Regions from separate parts of the Homo sapiens genome. Here region 1 is linked to region 2. Evidence: chromatin contacts called from ENCODE Hi-C or POLR2A ChIA-PET data. All regions are on one chromosome and are shown on one strand. Each heading gives the region's core, a stretch centred on a gene start or an enhancer-like site at or near the end of the contact. The rest is flanking DNA. Distances are from core to core; before and after follow the strand shown.

Region 1 (3,395 bases), core at 781-3,280, 160 kb before region 2:
AGATCGTGCCATTGCACTCCAGACTAGGCTACAAGGGTGAAACTCCATCTCAAAAAACAAAAACAAAAACTGACCTTGAGGCTGGGCACGGTGGCTCACACCTGTAATCCCAGCACTTTGAGAGGCCAAGGCATATATATATATATAAACTCCTGAGGCCAGGAGTTCGATACCAGCCTGGCCAACATGGTGAAACTCTGCCTCTACTAAAAATGCAAAAATTACCCGGGCATGGTGGCAGGCACCTATAATCCCAGCTACTTGGGAGGCTGAGGCAGGAGAATTGCTTGAACCCAGGAGGTCAAGGTTACAGTGAGCCCAGATCGTGCCACTACACTCAAGCCTGGGCAACAGAGTGAGACTACATCAAAAAATAAAATAAAATAAAATAAAGAAAGAAAGAAAGGAAGGGAGAAAGTAAAGAAAAGAAAAGACAACCTGGATAATGGGATTGTCTGGAAGGGCCCACTCAAACCATAGATTCATGAGAAATAATGACTTGCTCTGGTAAGCCACTAAGTGTAGGGTAGTTTGTTATGCAGCAAAAGGTAACTAAACAGTTTGGGAGGGGGCCACGGTGGGGAGCTGAGGAGACAGCTCTTGGGCTATATAAAGCTTGTTATGAAGAGCAATAGGTCTGGGGTGGGCCTGCTCTATATTCATCTAAAATATCCTCTTTGGCAGGACAATATGAAGAAATTCTGGTATTATTGGCTTGGGTTGACCCTGGGTCCAGTGAATTGTTAGGATCATGACAATTTCCATCCTTCCTTGTCATCATTCCTGGCAAGATGGGTGACAACTGTCCCTTTTATAAAAGGGGTCTCTCACTTATCTCCTCTGTAGTCATTCATTTTTAACTCTACTTATCATATATGGTCGCAAATAAGCTTTGAAGTTCATACAATTGAGAACTTAACGTTGAGTCAAGCTCTGCTGCTTTCAAGAGTCAGATGTACCTTGCCTGGAACCTCAATTCTCACTGGTTTTGTATGTAGATAGTCAGTGAGGCTAATGCTGTGTTTACACTGGTGTAAATGAATGCTGATTCTAATAATTTTATCAGTTTAGAAAACATAACTTGTATTGGCCAGGCGTGGTGGCTCATGCCTGTAATCCCAGCACTTTGGGAGGCTAAGGTGGGTGGATTGCCTGAGCTCAGGAGTTCGAGACCAGCCTGGGCAACACAGTGAAACCCCGTCTCTACTAATATACAAAAATTAGCCGGGCATGATGGTGGATGCCTATAGTCTCAGCTACTCGGGAGGCTGAGGCAGGAGAATTGCTTGAACCCGGGAGGTGGAGGTTGCAGTGAGCCAAGATTGTGCCACTGCATTGCAGTCTGGGTGATAGAGCAAGACTCCATCTCCAAAACAACAACAACAACAACATACCATGTATCTCACTATGCATCTTACTACAACCCGCCAGTAAGTATCATTATCCCTATTTCCCAGAAGAAGATGCTGAATTTAAATAAAGGATTCCAGATTTTCCATTACTCAACATTATTTTTCATTTAGAAGCTCATTTATAAGCACTTCTAAATGTCAGTTCTATAACTTAGATAGGTATCTGGTTTCTGAAAACGAAATTTTGGGTTGAAATGTTTCAGGGAATTTTTTGTTTTATTGGCTGAAAGTGTGGCTTTAAAAAGGCAAATCGGCACCTTTCTCACAATCATAATATTGCAATTATTTTACATATATATGCACACACGTGTACACATGTATGTACATGTATACACACATACACACACAAAATCTGTAGCAGTTCTGAAAATATAGAAAGGTTTTGTTAGTGGACCATATGGGGCAGTGAATCTGCAGAAGTTGGTTAAATTATTTCAGCAGGCTTCCCTCACTAGGCATAATGGACTCAATAAAAGGAAGCGTTGCTGCCACAGATATGAGTCCCCTGCCCAGCTGGAAGTGCCACCTACCCTTTTGCTGCAGGCCATTCACTCCACGGAAAGTCCACCTACTCCCCTTGCCTGCCCAGTAACTTCTTTCAGGATGGGCCTCAGTATCACTTTAGGTTCCACTGACCACCAAAACTCCCAGCTGCTATTATTTGCCAGTCTAGACTACTACATAGAAATCACCTGGGGATTTTGTGAAACTGAAGATTCTGATTCAGTAGTTCTGGGGTGAGGCCCTAGAGTCTAATAAGTTCCCAGGTGACATCAATACTACTTGTTCCTGGACCACAGTGAGTAGCAAGGGTCTGGACCAGCATTTTCTAAAATGGGTTTTTGACACTTTATAAATTTAACCATGACAACAAACATTCATAAATGGAAAGATTTATTCCTAAACACTCCCTCAAAATACAGCTATAAATTCTAGGAAGTCTTATGTCAGTATCAGTAACTATCTTTGAACACTATCCTTTATTCCCTGGACTTTCCTTTCCATGGCGCTCTTCTGATGAAAAGTTTCCAACTTCTTAAATAAGAGGATGAATCTAACTAAATTCTTTTTGTATTCTTAATACAATGTTTATGCTTATTTCCTGATTTGATATGGAGTTAGAGTGACTCATCCTGGAGTCCTTGGCATGACAGAACTCAAGTTTCATCTTGTGCTTTGATTGCCAAAGAGTTAGCTGCAGCACTTGTTTATAAGTAAATTGTATTTACTTTACTCACTAAGTAAAAATCCAAATAATAAGATCCTATTCATTCACCCTGGGGGCAGCAAGAGGCACAAAGCCTATCCTAGAGGACAGGATACTTTGGAAACTGGTGGATGGTTTTTAAAAAGAGGTACCTTTCTGCTCATGGCACCTATGGTTAATTAGAAAAGAAAGAAAAAATTGCAATGACACAAGTGAGGATGGCTTCTCTTCCACAACCTCTTCACATGCAGGGATGGCAAGCCCAGGCAGAGAGGAGCTCATTTAAATTCCTGACCTTCCTTGTGCTCTCTGAAGTACAAGGAAGCTGGAGTAGCTGCGAGTAGCTGCAAGCAGCAGCAGCCACAGCCTCTGGGTTGTTTCCTGACATTCTGGGACAGCTGACAAAGCTGTACATCAAAGGTAGGAGCAGAGACTTGGGGGCAGGCCAAATTAGACAGGAATTTTAGCTCTGTTGGATGATTTGGGGCAAGTTGCTCACTTTCCTAAACCTGTACAATGGGGATAATAGTATCATCTGCTAGGACTACTGAGAGGATTACATGTGATAATGTACATAAAAGATTCAGCAGTGCAAGGATGGGGAAGCTGCTGATTGTATTAATACTATCAAGTATTAATGAATGGTAGCTATTCTTTGTATTAGTATTCATACTATTAATCTCTGCTGGGAATGTCTCAACAGCCAGCAGCCAGCTAGCCCAGTCTTGGGGTCTCTCATTTACCTCCCTCTTCCCGCGCTATCAAGAAGCTTGGGT
Region 2 (3,400 bases), core at 474-2,973:
GCAGGCTTAACTTCCTTTAAATATATTATCTTTGGTCTGCTTTTATAAAAATTAGTTTCACTACATTTGATTTCATAATCATGTGGTCTTAACTTATTGTTAACTTTCTGTATTTCTCTTTTGAGCTGCTTTCTTCTTTCCAGCAGAAGCTGTGGGCTTCCCCTCTGAGGACTTTCCTGGGTTCTGAAGTGTTACTACACCTTTTGTAGGAATAGCTCCTTTGCACACGCATCAAATGTTAAGCCAGTGCAATACATAAATAGACTTCTTCATGAAAATGCCATCTATTAATAGACTCACAGTCAATCCCTGCCTAAACAGCCAGCTGATGAAAACCATATTTTTCTATTGCGTGTGTAAGTACTTCCATTGGAAGTAACACCATCTATCACTTTTTCAATTCTACATGGCAAAACTAAATTTTCTATGAAAAAATACAATGGTGCTTAGAAGAAATACAGCAAGGTTACTGCACAACCACATTAACAGGCTAAAATAATGCTTCAGTTTAAGCATCAGGTAGGCATGTTTTCAGTTAGCTAATCAAGCCCCTAGCAGCTTGAGGACAAACTACAGAGACTGATAAATTTGTCCCTCTGGGTGATCACTTGACACAGGTCAATTTTTTCTGGGTAGCCTGGTATGAACTCAGAGACCGTAATAGCCTCATAAACTATTTCAGGCTAAAGGCGAAAATGATTCACTATTCCCACAGTGAAAGAGGAAACAAAGACACACGCCATTGACTGGGAACTTCTGCCCCGCTCATAAAGCCTGTGAAGTGAGTTTAACAAGGGCCAGGGGAACCGAGAAAGACATGAAGGCAAAGGAAGCGCTGCTTCCCCCTACCACTTGAACAAAACTGATTCGGATGTACAGAAGTTCCCCCTCCCCACCTATCCTCCCAGAAAGGAGAAATACAAATAAGCCTGGCGATGAGAGGAGGGGGAGGGGTAAGACAAGGAGGAAGAGACATAACAGGGGATGGGCAGGAGGGGAGGGAGTTTTTGCTTCACTGCCCTTGTTCAAAAAGCACAGCCATCAACAGCAGATGTCTGACACCCTTTAAGTCTGAACAATCAGATGATGTATATGAAAGTCATTTGTAAAAGTTTCAAGAGTTACGTAATACAATGAATGTTATACAATGCAGATATTCATTGAATCCCCCCTGCACAAAGGGAAGGGAGCACTTTTCAAGACAGCCTTTTCTTCCTGAATCTGTTCCAAAAGGAGCCTCAGTGACATTCTTTGAGGCCACACAACACGTTTGCTCCAAGGTCAGAACCGGATGCAAGACCCTTCAAAGAAGCCTCCAAAACAAAGGTCTTCAAAGGCATCAACCGATTTTTACAACTTCTTTCCAAGGGTGAACTTAGTCCTGCTGATTGGCGTGTAACGGAAAAGCCAGTGGCTGCTGGGGATGTACCTGCTGATGCCCAGTTCAAAGTCGCCCTCCGCGCTCGTGGGGCGCCAGGCTGTTCCGTTCTTTGCCGCCTCAAGATCCATCTCAGCCTGAGGAGAAACCACAGCCTCAGAACCAAGTACACCCTCTCCGGCGGCCCGGCGCACGAGTCGCGGGGCCCGGGGGCACTGGGTGGAGGTCCGGCCACTCCCGCCCCGCGCCCCACGTCCCGGGTCTCCCTTCGAGGCCAGACGCGCCCGGACCTCTCTCACCTCGAACCTCGCGCGTGTCTGGCAGGGCCTCTGGACGCGCGGGCGCTGCAGCAGAGGGGCCTGGACTTTGCTCGCCGCGGCCTCGCCCCCGCCCCCGCCCCCGCCCCCCACGCGCGTCCGGCCCGGGAAACGCCTACCGTTGCAGCCAGGGCGAGGGCCGCGGCCCGCGAGAGCAGCTCCCGCCGCCCGCCCAGCTCTCTCCCCAGGCTAGGCGCGGGCCAGGGGCGCAGCCTGCCGCTCTTGCCGCCGGGGCGCCCGGCTGGGGCCGCCGCCCACCCTGGCGACCCGCCAGAACCAGCCCGGTCGCAGGATAAGACCGAGATCAGGCTGGAGCCTCGGGTGCCGAGAAAGCCTCGCCTGATGGGCCACCCAAGCCCCTGCAGATGACTGTCACACCCCATGGGCGCTCAGTTTTGTTTTTAAACCCATAGGGGAGACAGTTTCCGGACGCCCAACAATCACAGGGCGGCCCAGGACCGAGAGAGAGCAATAGACTCGCCTCTTGCTTCCGCATCCCCAGTTCTGGTCCAGGTGGCACTGAACCCAATTATCTCCAAGGACGGCGAGAGTCAGCCAGGGCCGGCAGGAACCATCACATTATGCTCCTTGGGGAGGAGGAACGCTGTTGGTGCCCTCTTAGCACTTAAGAGACACAGAGTTTTAGGGCTAGAGGGGTCTTCAGCGATCATCTAATTAAAACCCCGTATGTTTAACATATGAAGAAACGGATGCCCAGAGAGGTGAAGTCCTGCCTGAGGCTGCATCGGTGGAACCAGAGTCTAGGGGAAGCCTCCTGAGTCCCAGTCCAGTGCCCTGGCTCACTGCTCTCATCTAAGACTTCTGTCTGTATTGAATTGTCTCTGCTCCTACCACCTATTTGAGTATGACTTTCTTCTTTCTGATTAATTCCTCCACACTCTTCCCAAAAGGAAGTGTCTAAAACGGGGAGCCATAAGTTTCATGGCTTTGAAACCGGAGACTTTCAAACTCAGAGCTTCACATCTTATTAACTATGTGACTTTGGACACTGTGCTCATTTCTCTAGGCCTGTTTCCTTATATGTAAAATGAGGATAAAAACATCTCCCTTATCAGGTTATTGCGAGGAATAAATGAGTTGAGGATAAGGGAATTAAGTACTAGGTAAAAGCACCTAGTACTATGCCTAAAACATAGTAGGTGAGCAACAAATACAACTTTCCTTCCTTCTGATCAGGTAGCAGGATGACCAGTGGGTCCTTGCACCTGCTATGTCCTGTTAACACAATTGTTAGCCCAAGGCTTGTCTGAGTTCTCAGAGAACCTTAAAGCAGAGCATGGTATAAGTAGAGATGCTGGGTGGACCCTGGTGTGAATCTCACCTTTCCCATGTACCAGCTGTCTGGCCAGGTTATGTAATTCTTGACTCAGTCATTGGATCTATAAAATAAGGGTGTTATTAGGATTAGGGATACTGTGTGTAAAGTGTCCTGCACGTAGGAGACACCTAATAAATGGTGACTATTATTATAGTAAAAGTTCAGGCGAGGCCAAGGAAGAAAGACTGGAACAGGAGCCAGCAGCTTCGGCACTCACCCCTTACTTGTGCTGTGCCTCTGCATCCTGCTCTGCCTGCCACCTGGAGCTAAGGTGGAACTTGACTTGAAACTGCATGCTGGAGTAGAAATGAATTTAGTTGAGTATTTTTCCTCAAAATGTTTTCTCTCCATATCAGTCTACCATGA

The links. Hi-C counts contacts between places; a loop is a spot of excess contacts on that map. ChIA-PET counts read pairs that join two places held with the same protein, here RNA polymerase II (POLR2A). Pooled maps may share reads with other maps.
Region 1: a map with no recorded cell type shows a loop between it and region 2 (11-fold over the local background). The contact joins the enhancer-like site here to the promoter of ABCB4 in region 2. A Hi-C loop is called at or near these places in 17 of 37 single-sample maps with no recorded cell type and 7 of 50 pooled maps. POLR2A ChIA-PET finds 5 or more read pairs at or near these places in 1 of 52 experiments (HepG2).

What each region holds. Positions count from the first base shown.
Region 1 is chr7:87,314,406-87,317,800 of GRCh38, forward strand. No RefSeq gene overlaps it. Among named protein-coding and RNA genes, the nearest start is that of TP53TG1, 29 kb to the right of the region's middle. Within about 2 kb of position 2,031, at least 5 of the 41 ENCODE cell types and tissues checked have a DNase peak (open chromatin) inside an H3K27ac peak, as active enhancers do.
Region 2 is chr7:87,473,957-87,477,356 of GRCh38, forward strand. ABCB4 (ATP binding cassette subfamily B member 4) reads right to left here and starts at 1,724. Exons shown (of 28, transcript NM_000443.4): 1 at 1,678-1,724; 2 at 1,430-1,515. The coding sequence starts at 1,509. RefSeq lists an enhancer at 911-980 and silencers at 1,451-1,590, 1,601-1,800, 1,851-2,100.